Regions from separate parts of the Homo sapiens genome. Here region 2 is linked to region 1. A link is a loop called in an ENCODE intact Hi-C map of the cell type or tissue named here. Cell type or tissue: prostate gland. All regions are shown on one strand.

The links. Peaks named below come from ENCODE experiments on the same cell type or tissue, not always from the same donor. Only the 100,000 strongest peaks of a DNase experiment are listed, where the experiment ranks them.
Region 2: it touches region 1 in a loop (7-fold over the local background); 2 of 110 quality-filtered maps call a loop at or near these places.

The regions. Positions count from the first base shown.
Region 1 is chr10:91,377,911-91,385,910 of GRCh38, reverse strand. All of the region lies in intron 3 of HECTD2-AS1 (HECTD2 antisense RNA 1), which reads left to right. Among named protein-coding and RNA genes, the nearest start is that of HECTD2, 28 kb to the left of the region's middle. In prostate gland, no CTCF peak of the experiment used is centred here; DNase peaks (open chromatin) are centred at 4,100 and 4,540.
Region 2 is chr10:91,804,428-91,812,427 of GRCh38, reverse strand. All of the region lies in intron 1 of TNKS2 (tankyrase 2), which reads right to left. It also overlaps the pseudogene SRP9P1. Among named protein-coding and RNA genes, the nearest start is that of TNKS2, 10 kb to the right of the region's middle. In prostate gland, no CTCF peak of the experiment used is centred here; no DNase peak of the experiment used is centred here.

The sequences.
Region 1 (8,000 bases):
CCTCACTTCATCTCATTGCATCACGCACACCATATTTTATCATCCCACATCATCACAAGAAGGTGAGTGCAGTACAATAAGGTATTTTGAAAGACAGCAAGAGACCTCATCCACATAACTGTTTAATGGTATCTTGTTAGAGTTGTTCTATTTTATTATTAGCTATTGTTATTAATCTCTTACGGTGTCTAAGTTATAAACTAAACTTTATCACAGATACGTATGTATAGGAACAAACATAGTGCACATAAGTTTCTGGACTGTCTGTGGTTTCAGGCATCCACTGGCGGTCTTGGAACGTATGCCCCGTGGATAAGGGGGATTACTGTACTGTAGTGAGATAAAGGAACACAGAGCTTCCAAGCCCGGATGGTGACAGTTGTGCTACAAGATGCACAGCAGACTTTCTCTCTCCCTAACTTGGGAAGGGTTGAATTCTCTAGCCTTGATTACTGGCATGAACAACCAAACATTTACATTTTTAGAGTCTTTTTTTGGGTGAATGTTTGGTGTGTAGAACTCTTCCTCCAAGGATAATTTTAGCATGAAAAGTGCACCAAATTATTTCATATCCTGACAAGTTTCAAAATATGAGTGGGTGAGTAAGGAAGAGGGTTTATTCATGCTCAGGAAATAACAATGGTGTCAGTACAATCCAAGAGGTTTGGAAAAAGTGTACATACACATGTACACAATCACACACACACATATGCACTCTCACTTCCCAGAAAATTGAAATTAATTTTAGCACATTGAAATTATGTTACTTGGGTGTTTCTTTTAAATGCCAAGGAATAAATTACTTTGGCATTATAGACAAACAGTTCTAATCCACAGAAAAGAAGGCATAGAGTTTGGGCTTACAAAGTATTATAGCAGAATTACTGTTGCAAATGCAACATCTTTCCCCAATATACCACCCCCTTCTTTCCTGGGGCTTTCCCTCATGGAACACCAAAATATCAATAGGGCAAGTAAGGTAGAGATTCAGGGTATATACCAATTATCCTGTGTGGTTGCAGAATACACATTTGCAAGGGCAAAATGAAACAGCCCGAAAGAATAAGTACACATCTAATTTGCAGAAATAATTACTCATATTTTCTGGCATTCCTCATTCTTCTCCTTTTCATTTTTTTCCTCCTACCTCCCAAGTTTTGAGAAAAGAATACAAGATGTAGTTTTTATGTACAATACCTTCTCAGGTGGGCTGCCACTGCCCTTGGTAGCAAGTAAAATAGTAGACTTGAAGTGACTGCTCTATTTCGGTATATTTTGCAGAGTACAAAACAATGTAAGATCTCAGTTTAATAGTTCTATGCACTTACATAATGAGAGTTAATCTACTAATACATGCAAGTTTAAATCGGGGAAATTTCATTTCTAAATGACAGGGGAAAGTAGACTATCTCTTACAATTTGAGAATTCACACCTTTTTTCTTTGACCTCAGTTCCTGACATATACATAGTAGTAAAATAAAAATGACCCACACTCCCACAGCATGGAGATGACTACCATATGCACACATCACATGCATGACCTTGGGAGGGCTGTGGGGAGGTGGTCTCCAGGCCAAGGCTGCAAGTTTGCCCACGCACTGTGTGTGCTGGCACTTGGCTGGAGTGGAGCACCGCTGCGTGTTCTACACTTCACAGCCCACAGCTTTAAAGCAGGAGCAAAAAGAAGCAAATGGAAGTACACTGGAACTAGGAAGAATAGCCTCCCCCTCTGACAGCATACCCCAGCACCTGCATTGATAAAGCTTAACAGTGTGTTTGCTGCAAAGGAAAAATGCTTAAAGGGTCCAGTTGTGTTATCCCAGAGCAGGTAATGAGGAGTGTATTTGGAGGTGAGGGGCAATAAATTGATAACTGGTCTACCACCCAAGCAGAAGGGAGGAAGGAAGGCTGCCCAGACACTGACTTTGGATGACTTGAGGAAGGCCAGTTTCACAGAAAAGCAGGCTTCCTTTCTCTGGTTTCCCAGGGCAGAGGCTCTGAGTCCCTGAGAACTCTTAGCCCCTCATTATCTAGCCTTGGAAGCCTAATTTGTCTGGAATATCTCTCTCACAATTCCCATTTGCTCAGTCACTTACCAAACTTTCAAAGAACTTCCCACAAGGTGGAAAGAAAACAAAAAGTGACTCTCCAATGCTTGTGATCTGTGGGGCCCTAGGAACCTGAGCCCTGGCAAGACTCTCTTTTCCTCCTTTGGTTAGAGCAGGTATCTTCCCAGGCACACTGGAGATCCTCAGAGCCACTTGCTGGTCCTTTGCCTCCTAGGCCTCTCCCATATCAAATTCTCCAGAGCTGCTCTTCTCCACCTTCCCTATATCTGCAGTTTCCTAAGCTTTACTCCAAGTCCCCTCTCTTGGTAGGTGACCTGGCCATCTATTTTATCAAGATTTCAGGCCAAATGGTTTCACCTTCTTAGACTTCTCTTTCCTTTGTCTCAAATGTTCTTCTTCTTCTTCTTCTTTTTTTCATCCTTGAAGAAGAAATACTCCTCCTTGTGGTGCCCACCACAGCCCTGCCGAGTGGACAGTGGGCAGGATCTTGCCTTTGAGCCACAGATGATTACAGTATGACTCAAAGCTAGACCATTTTTTTGGCCAAGACTGGACAATCTAGTTCTCCCATTGAAAAATTAAATAAACTCAAAGATGATAAGTAACTCCTGTCTACAGGCTTGACCCCAAAACTGCTGTGGAGTCAGGATTGTGACTGACCATCTGGGCCACACGCTAGGGAAGCAGAGAGTAGAAGGAGGATGAAGCAGGGAAGCAGAGACCAGAAAAAGACAGTCTGTGGCCCCAGAGTGAACAAGATGGTGGAAATGGCTTCCAAAGCACTGTCCAGGTCCTGTGAGGCTGCATCTCCAAACTTGGCTTCTGGAAAATTACTTAAATTATGTCAGTATCTTCCAATTTTCACTTGTGCTAGTTTGAATGAGTGTCTTTTTTAGGCTAACTTTCTGCTTTGTCTCTTTCTTGGCCAAGGCTCTCGACCTTGACATTATAAACATTTTGGGCAAGATAATTTGTTGTTGGGAGAGGTGTGTCCTATGATTGCAGGTTGCTTTAGCAGAATCACAGGTCTCTGCCCACTAGATGCCAGCCTCTCCCCACAACCCTACCCCAGTTCTGACAACCAAAAATATCTCCAGGATTCCCAAGCCTCCATCCAGGAGGATGCCAAGAATCGGGGGGCTGCCCTGCTCTGTGCAGTTTGGGGCCTTGGAGATGCAGTGGGCAGGGAAGTTAGGTGTAGGGCTTTGGCCTGGTGAACAAGTAGAGCACAGCAGGGGCTGCTCAGAGTGTGGACTGAGTTTTTCTGGTATTTTGTGTGTATGCTGCCTTTCTTTTCTAACCAATAGCTGGTTTTGCCTGTGACACCATGCTCAGTGCTCTCTCTATCCCAGCTGCCCACTTGAAGCATCGCAAGGTTTGAAGTTGGCATTTTAAAACAAGGCAGAATTCAGAAGAGAGCATAGGTGAGGCTACTTCAGGAAGCTATGGGGCTGAAGTTTTGGGGCACTGTACCAAGAAGGGCCTGAACGCAGATAAGAGTCTGAGATGAGATCAGTTCAGGTGGAGCTGGTTATTGAGATCCATTGAGATCTGGGAAGGGGAGCCTGGATCTGACTGCCCTAGTAGGACTCGGAGCCAACCAGTGAGATGATGAAAGTGTTTCATGAAGATCACTTTAGTAGGGAGAGGGAAGACCCAACACAAAAATCAGAGCCTCTCCATAGCTGGAATGTGAGATAATGAGGGTTAGAATGATGACTGTGACAAGAGAAATTGGCAGAACATGATGACAAATTTGATAGTGAGAATAAAGGAGAGGATTAAATAATAGGTTACAAAAGAAAAGAAGCTGTGTGGGGCTGTCTCTAATCTATTGAGGTGAATATCTTGAAGGGCAACCTGACAGACACTGCCACTGTTAAGAGCCCAAGTCTGCCTGGGAAGAAAGATGGGTCTAATCTAGTGTGCCTTTTCTTCTGTTCTTTAACTTGAATGTGATGCAGTATGAATGCTGAGGCATGTGGCTCAGGCAATTCACAGAGGTTTCGCCCGAGAAGCCAGCTGGCTGCCAACACACAGTACAGAGTGACATTCATTTGTGGTGAATTGGACACAGCGATGGGTCTGGCTTTAACCCTGTTGGCAAGATGAGTTTTTCTCTCTCCCCCATTTCCTTTCCCAGGACCACGGCACACACCCAACTGCCCTCTGGGGTCAGGCGTGCACTAAGTGAGGATAACAGAAAGGGGTCTTTTTGTCATGCCAGACCAAAAGAGCTGTAAACTGTCTGTAGCTCTATCACAGGGGGCTGGTGGGGGGTGGTGGGGGAAGAAAAGAAAAAAAGATGGAGTGGCATGATTGACAACAACTTCAAGCCAAGGAGGGGAAGAGATAAGATCAGAGACTGGGAACAGAGCGGTTTAATAGGCTGAGAGGTGGTAGGGAACAAGGAGCATTTGATAAATGAGAGCGGCTCCCCAGGGCACTGGGAGAGCGGGGACGGTGTGGGTGGCCCTGGAAATTGCAGACAAAGGCCAGGCAGGGGTGGAGCTCTAGGGAGGGTAGACACTGTTGGGATCAGAGCAGGAAGTTACTGTTCTGAACATTCTTCTGTATGTGAGACTGATCAGCTCCACTTTCATTTGCACCGTGAGAAACTGCTTTTCAGGAGAGACCTGTAGTAACCAAAGCCACAGAAATAAAAATGTAAGCGTAATGCCAATGTATTGATTTTGTAATGAGAAAGAGCTGTCAACAGAGCAGAGTGCTCATGTCAGCAGATCTGTCAATTATCTCCCTGCAGGCAAGCCACAAGGGATGCCAAATTATGGCCAGAAGGTTGTAGATAAGCTCAGAACCAGAACAAGGGTAGCAGCTACATAATTCACGGCAGGGATGCAACCTGCACAGAGATCAGCTATCTTCTGGACAGTATTTAGGTGACCCCAGCAACTTTTGCAACTTTAAATTTTCCCTTTTTATTGTCTAGGCCACTGAAAACAACCTGCATCTAAATTTACTGGGGAATTTAAATATTCAGATTCCAAGGTATCATTCCAAACTTTTCAGAATCAAAATCTCAAGGGAGAAGCCCTAGAATCTACATTTTTCATAAACTTTACAGAATTTATGAAGGCTAACTGTAGTTCTAGGCTAACCATTCACTTTCTTTTCAGTCTTTTCTCAAGTGGAGTACATTTGATTCATGAGTTTTGTCCAGTTGAACTAACTCTATGAGGTCTGGGGAGATAATAGCGCATTCCTTCTTCTCTTTGGTTCTAATCCATTAAATGATAAATACTAAAAGGTAAATGAGAATCTAAGTGTCAGTTGTTGGTTTGTTTGTTTGTCCGTTTAGTGTTTTGGTTGAGATGGGGTCTTACTATGTTGCCCAGGCTGGTCTTGAACTCCTGGGCTCAAGGTCTTCTCCAGCCTCAGCCTTATCAAAGTACTGGGATTACAGGTGTGAGCCATTGTGCCTGGCCTAAGTGTCAGTTTTATTTAGTAGTCACTGGTCATGCTTAGATTGACAAATGGGCTGAGGCCTCTCAGCTCTCTGTTAGGAGTTAGATCTTGGGGCTTTTGCAGGCCTGAAGCTGGAGAATGGTAGAGAGGCCCTGCCAGGGGGGATTTTTTGCACAGAGAGTGGAGATAGGGCCAGTTACCTACGCATAGGTCCAGAGGAAGTGAGAGATAAAATGCCAAAGCTATGGTGGAATGTGGAAACACTGCCTTGTAGACAGGTGTGACCTTGTGACTTCCTCTTCCTTGTTTGCTGTCCCCAAGAGGGGCCAGTGCTGATAGAGTTCCCCTATAGAATCCCATGGAAATTCTACTTCCTGGAGCTACTCTAAATTGGATTCCACTTGACTTCTCCATTAATTTTAGACCTTACATAGTTTGGATATTTGTCCCTGCCACAATCTCATGTTGAGCTGTAATCCCCAGTGCTGGAATTGGGGCCTAGTAGGAGATGTTTGGATCATGGGTTGTGGATCCCTCATGGTTTGGTGCGGTCTTCATGATAGCAACTGAGTTCTCATGCGATATGGTCATTTAAAGGTTTTGGCACCTCTCCCCCTCCTCTCACTTGCCCCTGCTTTCACCATGTGAATTTCCTGCCTGTGCTTTGCCTTCTGCCGTGATGAAAAGCTCTCTGAGGCTTCACCAGAAGTTGAGCAAATGCCAGCACCATGCTTCCTGTAAAGCCTGCAGAACCATATGTCAATTAAACCTCTTTCTTTTTTTAATTGCCCAGTCTCAGGTTTTTCTTTAGCAATGCAAGAACAGCCTAATACAAGACCTCGCTTCTCCAGCCCAGTTTTTGGCTTAGCTCTTTCCTCCAGCTCAGTTTCTCCCATTGTCTTGAGTGAGGACTCCTGTTTCTCTTCTGCCATCAAGGAAGTATACTCAGGCTCTGACCCTTCAGCCACCCCTCTAGGAAGACCACTAGTAATGGTTGGTGGGGGGTGGGGGGTTGGGGGGCAGTGGGGAGCTGGGCACAGGCTGGACCTTGTTCTCAGTCACCTCTTCTTGGCCTCCTTCTGAAGCTACCTTCCCGATGATGGAGAGTTGGAGAACGATTCTTCAGTTAAGGGAAGAGGGCGACTTGTACTTGCTCCCTAGACTCTTCAAAAAGCTCTGTCAGTGGTTTTGCCACAACATTCAAAGTGAGCCTCAGGAAGACAGGGCCTAAATCAGCCTGAAAGGGTCAGGATTGTTCTCCACAGATGCTCTTCATGATGGAGTAGGAGCAGAGCTGCCCAGTGTGCTTGTGCAGCTTGTGGGGCAGCCCGCTGTAGGAACTCACTGGTCAGTGGGGAGAAGGATGCAGTGTTCCTGAAATAGAAGGGCATGTTTAGGAAACTGCAAAGACTTAGATAGAGCAAAAGCCAGGAAACAAGTGGTGTGAGTCAAAGTCAAAATGTGGACAGGGGTTGCATTCTGATGGACATTCTGTTATCCCAAGCTAGAAAGTTTGGGTTTCATCCTGTGGTCAGTGGTCTCCAAAGTGGTTCTGTCCAACCCTCACTGGGGATGTGCAAGCTGAACTACTGGGGTGTGGAAAGAAAACCTAAATGCAATTACATTCATTTGAACGAAATCAATTTTACTGTGGTATCTTGTGTTATCTGTTTCATCTAAAAAAAGTAGAAATAAAAGAAACATTCCTAAACTAAAATGTATAGATTGGCCATGGCCCTCTCACTTAGTCCATCTGTCCAATATGTCACATATAGACCAAGAAGTATCATGAGTGAAGAGTGAGGGTTGGAGCTCTGTAACCCAGAGCTCTCATTAGTTCCTTTGGTCTTTGTTTGCTTTCAGCATATAGCACATATTAAAATTTATATTGCCTGGTTAAATGGACTTACTGATTATATTCTGTCTAAACTAACTTTAAAAAATGGGTACATGGCTTAATATAATGTTGCAAAGAAATTACAGATTACTAAAAAGCTTTTTTTTTTTTTTTTGCAAAATGGGCTGAGATACAAATAGCTCACAGCAAATAGCTTTTAACTATATGAAAAGATATTCAGTCTGGCTCACAGCAATAAATGCAAATTAAAACCACACAAAGATACCACTTCCCACCTATCAGATTGGCAAAAATCCAGCAGTTTGACTCAGTACTCTGCTGGTAAGGTTGTGGGGGAAGCCAGCACTCATACTTTGCAGGGGGAAATGAAAAAAGGTACTGTCTCTATGGAGAGGATTTTACATTATCTAGTATAAGCAGATAAACCTGAAATATTTTGTCAAACCAGATAGAAGGGAAACTATCAAAGACTACTGGGGCCATGTCAAAAGGGTGGAGGAGTCATCTTGAATAAGCTCCACTGATCAGAGATAGGACAAATCAAACATTAACAAGAATCATAAGTGCAATGGATTGAAATACATGAAATATGTTTAAATCCATGAGTTCATAGTGATACAAAAAAATCTTTGGTTACATTTGGAGA
Region 2 (8,000 bases), 430 kb before region 1:
TCCAGTGTCTTCAAAGGAGTCCCTACTTTGCCACTTGCAAAACGCATATATAACTTCTTTCCATGTAGGAGGCCTCCTTTAGGTACCAACATTCCACAGTTCTGCTCAACTGCCCCCAAATCAAATAAAACAAAAAAAGTCTGGTAATTTATTTATACTGGTTTACAGATCTAGCACCAATGAGTTTCAATCTCTTATCATTCCCATATATTAGTACTTAAAACCTTTTTACACCTAGCTTTGAAATGATAAGGCTTTCAGGCATATGTTAAAGCAGATGGAGTGGTCTACAATGTGTTTGGGTAGAGAGAAAGGAACTGCTCACTCTTCTGAAATTTTCTCCGTTCTATTCTTTTTTTTTTTTTTTTTGAGACGGAGTGTCGCTCTGTCGCCCAGGCTGGAGTGCGTGGCACGATCTCGGCTCACTGCAAGCTCCGCCTCCCGGGTTCATGCCATTCTCCTGCCTCAGCCTCCAGAGTAGCTGGGACTACAGGCACCCGCCACCATGCTTGGCTAATTTTTTGTATTTTTTAGTAGAGATGGGATTTCACCATGTTAGCCAGGATGGTCTCGATCTCCTGACCTCATGATCCACCCGCCTTGGTCTCCCAAAGTGCTGGGATTACAGGCGTGAGCCACTGCGCCCAGCCCTCCATTCTATTCTTAAAGCCACCAAGTCTGACTGTAGTTCTTCCAAGATGACCAGCAATGAGAACAGATAAGAAAGTAATGGTACAGTCTTTCTAAGGTCGATGCCTGGGGTTGGCCTGGTTGCAGCTGATGGAAGAGCTAAAGATAGTTGAAAAGATTAACTGTTTTTGTTTTGTTTTAACATTGCTGGGCTCTGTGGTCACAAAGATGAGTATCTTTGTATCTTTGATTCTTCCTCCTCTCAAAGAGCTCATAATTTAAGATATGAAGATTTTAAATTTCAATACAATATAATTGCTATGTATATATAAAGTGCTACTAGAGCTCAAAGAAGGGAACTCCTAAACTAGGGGAAAGCAGAGAACGGAAAAGACTTACCTAAGGCAATTCCAGTGATGACACCTGAGCTGAAAGCATACAGAAAAATAAGGGATGATTAGGAAAATGAGGAGGGAGAGGTGAGGGAAAGGAGATGAGCAAGGAAGGGTCCTGCAGTCCAAGCAGAAGAAACAAAACGTACACAGACATGGAGGTATGAAAGAATAAATGCTTGGGCTGGGCGCAGTGGCTCACGCCAGTAATCCCAGCACTTTGGGAGGCCCAGGTGGGCAGATCACGAGGTCAGGAGTTCGAGACCAGCCTGGCCAGCATGGTGAAACCCAGTCTCTACTAAAAATACAAAAAATTAGCTGGGCGTGGTGGCGCGTGCCTGTAATCCCAGCTACATGGGAAGCTGAGACAGAATTGCTTGAACCCGGCAGGTATAGGTTGCAGTGAGCCGAGATCACGTCACTGCACTCCAGCCTGGGGGTGACAGAGTGAGACTCCATCTCAAAAAAAAAAAAAAAAAAAAAAAGAAAAGAAAAGAGAGAAAGAAAAGAAAAAAGAAAAGAATAAACAAATGCTCCATAACAGCCAGGACACAGAATGCCAAAGTGGGCAGATGCTAGATCAGGAGTATGTCAGGCTGGCTGGGTGCGGTGGCTCATGCCTGTAATCCCAGCACTTTGGGAGGCCGAGGCGGGTGGATCACGAGGTCAGGAGATTGAGACCATCCTGGCTGACATGGTGAAACCCTGTCTCTACTAAAAATACAAAAAAAAAAAATTAGCTGGGCGTTGTGGCAGGTGCCTGTAGTCCCAGCTACTTGGGTGGTTGAGGCAGGAGAATGGCATGAACCTGGGAGGCAGAGCTTGCACTGAGCCAAGACCGGGCCACTGCACTCCAGCCTGGGAGACAGAGTGAGACTCCGTCTCAAAAAAACAAAACAAAACAAAACAACAACAATGAAAGGAGTATGTTAGGCTAAGGCAGCACCTGGCCTTTGTCCCATAAATTAGTGTTTTTCAAACTGTTTTCAGATAGCAGGGTTTTTTTTGTTGTTGTTGTTTTGTTTTTTGAGACAGAGTCTCACTCTGTCACCCAGGCTGGAGTGCAATGGCGTGATCTCGGCTCACTGCAACCTCTGCCTCCCAGGCTTAAGCGATTCTCCTGCCTTAGCTTCCTGAGTAGCTGGGACTACAGGTGTGCACCACCATGCCTGGCTAATTTTTTTGTATTTTTAGTAGACATGGGGTATTGCCATGTTGGCCAGGCTGGTCTCGAACTTCTGACCTCAAGTAATCCTCAGCCTCCCAAAGTGTGGGGATTACAGGCACAAGCCACCGCACTGGGCCCAGTCAGATTTCAATTAGATCTTATTTAAGATTATAATAAGTGCAGGTCATGTTTACTGCTAAATACCCAATGCCTAGTACATAGTTGGCATTCATAGAACTGCAAATTAATTGAATAAAATAAAAACTATTCTGGTTGAATCCTCCTTCTTCCCCTCACAAAGACCCAAAAGAAAATATTCCTGTATCCCTGAGCACCTCTTAGAAACAGTTTGAAAAATACTGCTACAACACATCATTAGTTACAGAATGATGTGTTTAGGGCAGTGACTATTTGCCTTTTTTTTTCTTTAAAGAAAGATCACCTTGGCAATTGCGTGAATAAATGAATCAAATGCAGAGACAGGCAGTAGATAGGTCCTTAAGGTTTTAGAATGCTATGTGCCATAGTCTAGGTGACAGATGATAAGGGCTAAGATTTTTTTTTTTTTTTTTGAGACAGAGTCCCGCTGTTTAGCCCAGGCCGGATTGCAGTGGCGCAATCTCGGCTCACTGCAAGCTCCGCCTCCCAGGTTCACGCCATTCTCCTGCCTCAGCCTCCCGAGTAGCTGGGACTACAGGCGCCCGCCACCACGCCCAGCTAATTTTTTGTATTTTTAGTAGAGACGGGGTTTCACCGTGTTAGCCAAGATGGTCTCGATCTCCTGACCTTGTGATCCGCCCGCCTCGGCCTCCCAAAGTGCTGGGATTACAGGCGTGAGCCACCGCGCCCAGCCCAGATGATAAGGGCTAAGATTAAGACTGATTTGGTTAGGATAGTATACCCACATGGTTCATGTGAACACCATAGGTAATACTCACATGGCTGGTGAAGCCTTCCTCCCACCCCTATTCCCAGCTTCCCAGTTCCCTTCCTTCTGGTTACCACTTTTTTTCACATACGTTGAAGTTATTTTATATACATGCAAGCAAACATCTGCTAATATATATCTTTAAAGATAGTGTTTACATCTTCCTTTCTTAAAAAACATCTATTATTAATAATATCCCAGAAATCAACTCCTATCAGTATTTTATATATTTTCTTGATTGGGAGTATCAAAATGTAACTAGTTCCATTCTCATACATAGTTAGGTTGTTTCCAATCTTACTACTATACACACTACTGCCAAGGTTTTTGGCCTCAGTAATGGAAGAGTGAAGTTGCCATCAACAGCAATGGGGGCAAGGCTGCAGATGAAAATAGGTTTGTGGCAGAAGATGAAGAGTCCAAGTTTTAGACATGTCATATCTCACTGAGGGCTTATTGCTTCCTCTACCTAATTTCTAAATATTGGGATTCCTCAAGACTCAGTTCTCTAACCTCTTTTTAGATAATCTTATCTGATCCCATGGCTTTAAATACCACCTAGATACACAACCCTCAGATTTAAATCTCCAGTCTACACTTTTCACCCAAATTCCAGAATGTTTGCTTAACATATTTCCTTCTGGATATTTTAAAGGTATCTCAAACTCAACACGTTTCCAACTTCTATTTCCACTGACATTACCTTACTCCAACCACTATCACCTCCAGCATAAGCTCCTGCAATGTCTCCCCTAAATAGGTCTCTCATTTCCACTTGTCTCTAGTGACCTTTTAAAAATAATAATATCACAGCCCTGTTTAAAATAATTCCTTGGCTTCCCACTGATGCTCTCAGAATAAAATTCAAACACTCTACTATGGCCTTAAAAGCTCCTTCATGAACTGGCCCTCAACTTCTTCTCTAATTTCATTTCACACGATTCTTCCCTTTCCCAACTATAATATACTTTCAGTTTGTCAAGTATGTCAGCGACTTGGTACATGCCACCCTTCTGCTTGGAATGCTCTTCCCTTGCACAAAGCATCCTCACTTCTACTCATTACCTGGTTTGTTTAAATGTCACCTCCTTAAGAAGGCTATCCCTGACCATCCCATCTAAAATAGTCCCTTCTGCCCATCCACATTTTTTCCTATCTTCACACCATTTAGTTGGTCTATCTCCCACCTCCTTCACTAGAATGCAAGCTCCATACAACAGGGATTTTTGTCTTTGCTGTTCATAGCAGTATTTGTCACTTATTAAAATTTGTAATTACTGCCTTATTTTCTAGACTCTTTTTTTTTTTTTTTTTGAGACAGAGTCTCGCTCTGTCCCCCAGGCTGAAGTGCAGTGGCCCAATCTCAGCTCACTGCAAGCTCTGCCTCCCGGGTTCATGCCATTCTCCTGCTTCAGCCTCCAGAGTAGCTGGGGCTACAGGTGCCCGCCACCACGCCTGGCTAATTTTTTTTGTATTTTTAGTAAAGGGGGGGTTTCACCATGTTAGCCAGGATGGTCTCGATCTCCTGACCTCGTGAGCCGCTCGCCTCGGCCTCCCGAAGTGCTGGGATTACAGGCATGAGCCACTGCGCCCGGCATTTTCTAGACTCTTAGTTCCATGAAGGACAAGAGCCATGTGCATCTTAATTCATCACTACTTCCCCAGCATCCTTTAGAGTACATGGTACAGAGCAATTTGTTGACATTTGCTGAATTAAGGTATCACAGTATATGAAAAGGAGTCTGAGAAGTAAAGCTAAGAAAGAATGGCATTGCAGGACTCGCGTCGGTTGGCGACTCCCGGACGTAGGTAGTTTGTTGGGCCGGGTTCTGAGGCCTTGCTTCTCTTTACTTTTCCACTCTAGGCCACGATGCCGCAGTACCAGACCTGGGAGGAGTTCAGCCGCGCTGCCGAGAAGCTTTACCTCGCTGACCCTATGAAGGCACGTGTGGTTCTCAAATATAGGCATTCTGATGGGAACTTGTGTGTTAAAGTAACAGATGATTTAGTTTGTTTGGTGTATAAAACAGACCAAGCTCAAGATGTAAAGAAGATTGAGAAATTCCACAGTCAACTAATGCGACTTATGGTAGCCAAGGAAGCCCGCAATGTTACCATGGAAACTGAGTGAATGGTTTGAAATGAAGACTTTGTCGTGTACTTAGGAAGTAAATATCTTTTGAATTAGAGAAAGTGTTGGGACAGAAAGTACTTTATGTAACTAAGTGGACTGTTCAGAAGCTTAGAGGTCATTTTTTGTAATTTTCTTTTTAATGTTTACTTTAGAGAGCTAGGGATGCAAATGTTTTCAGTTAGAAAGCCTTTATTTACTTTTGGAAACTGAACAAGAAATGCATCTGTCTTAGAAACTGGAGATTATTTGATGTTAGGTAAAACATGTAATTGTTTCTCTGGCAAATTTGTATCAGTAATTTGAAAATGAGATATTAGGAAAAACCAATTCTTCTTAAATTTAGTTCATCTTTCCTTAAAAGAACATTAAATGTAACCATTTTGTCAGATCCATGTATTTTGGAGCATAAAATGTATGCTGTTGTGACCAATAAATATAAAATATGGTAATTGGAATTAACCCCACACCATAGTATGCATTGTTATACATACTGTGTACCTAATTATGTATAGCAGTGTAGTCTCAATTATATCTAAAAGTAATTGTGACTAACAAGTATGCTTTGCCTTATTTCCACATTTAAAGTACCTGTTAATATAAGGGATTTGTAGTATCAGCTTGTTGAGCAATGACTTTGAATCTAGTTTTCAGTGATCAGAAGCAGCATTTATTTGAGTGTATGAATGGAATGATGATCACTGTGCTATAATGTACTGAAACCACCATATTACAGAAATATTTACTACATATTTTCCATCTGTAGTTTCTCAGAAGGGCTATGGATTAGTTTGAACTGTCAAATCCTTGCATACTTCTGTGACACCCCTGCCCATTTTCTGTCTTTAATTAACCAAGGTGTTAGGTGTTACTGTCACAACTGTTATGTTTTCCAGTAAACTAGAAGTACGATATTTGATAATTATATTTGTATCCTAAATTTCACCACCTAAATGTAATGTTGATTCCTCAAGAATGAAATGAAGGCACTACATTGAAATATGTTTTGTATAAATTTGTCATGTTGAACAACATTTTAGCATGGTAAGTTCCCTTAGCTATATGAATTTTGGCATGTTTCAGAGAGATCAGTAAATAAAATATTAGATAAAATATAAAAAAAAAAAAAAAAAAAAGAGAAAGAATGGCATTGCAGAAGCCAAGTAGGAAAATGTCAGAGGGGAAGGTCAGCTCTTGCTGTCATTAGCCCTGACTTCAGCCTTCCTTCCTGATCACTTCCTGGGCATTGCTGATCACACTGTCCTCCCCAAGTAGGTTATCTACAGTTGCCCTAATCTATGGTTCTGCTATCCCAACCACTTAGCACCCACCTGCAGGAAGTGCTTTTAGAAAAAGGCTTCTTAAATTGGAGAGTAAGAGAAAAAGAATCAAAATAAAGAAAAACCTGTAAAGCTACCTCTATAAAGTTATTTGATGTACCCAAGCATTTTAGAATAAGGATTACTATTCTTCAGCAGTAATAAGCATATCTGAAGTAATCAAAATGGTGACTCACAGGTTAACTCCCCCAGAAAGGAGAGTTAGATGTGCACAGAAATAGCTGGAGTAAAATAACTAGCTGTTATGAGAGACAGTGTCAACTGGGAAGATATCTGTCCCAAAGGATTGGTGATCTAAAGGAAGGTCAAGTAGTAGCCTTCTGTCAAAATAAGGCTGGAAAGAGAAGAGGGTTGCATGAAATCAGAGTTAAAGAGAAAGACATAACTGAAACTGAAGTTTTAGCTGAGGCGATCGATATGGGTAGAATGGGTAAAGTGATTATATCCACATAGTTACCAACATTCCAAGACACAGACTTCTGTGTCAATGTCTGTATCAACATGATTCCCTAGTCATTAAGATGTCTGAAACCAGTCTGGTGACTGATAGTAGAGGTATGATTTTACAGTCACACTGTAAGGACTACAATATGTGAGTGAATGTAATCTGCTATGCTGAGACAGTAGATTAATAGTCTGAGATTTTAATGTTTGAAGCCACATCTTGGGCACTTAAAGGAAATTATTTGGAGGCAGTCAATAGGTAGCTATGTTTAAAAAAAAAAAAAAAAGTTGCTTGGAGTTTGGCGAAATCTTTAGATTGAAGATACTTCCTGGCTGGGCACTGTGGCTCACACCTGTAATCCCAGCACTTTGGGAGACAGAGGTGGGTGGATCACCTGAGGTCAGGAATTCGAGACCACCATAGCCAACATGGTGAAACCCTGTTTCTACTAAAAATATAAAAATTAGCCAGGCGTGGTGGTACATACCTGTAATCCCAGCTACTCGGGAGGCTGAAGCAGGAGGCAGGAGAATTGCTTGAACCTGGGAGGTGGAGGTTGAAGTGAGCCAAGATCGCACCACTGCACTCCAGCCTGGGCGACAAGAGTGAAACTCTGTGCCTCACCCCCACAACCCCCAAAAAACCATACTTCCCAAACTGAGGAGTAATCCTTGATAAAATCTCTATTGTTATGGTCTCAAGAATAGTTCAAAGTACTTCTGTTAAGCACCAATTTCTGGAAGAAAAAATGCTCTGCAGGGTATATTCTGATCATGTTCTCACTGGCCAGGTAGAACATGAATAGGCATATCATCAGAGTCAATGTAAATCTCCATATTCTAAGGATCTCTTTATGAGGAACCAGAAGCCTAAATAAAGTTGGTAGTCATGGCTGCTCAGGACACACTGTAGTTTATTTTGTAATTATGGAACAGCACTCAACTTCAAACACTGTTCTACTTGTGA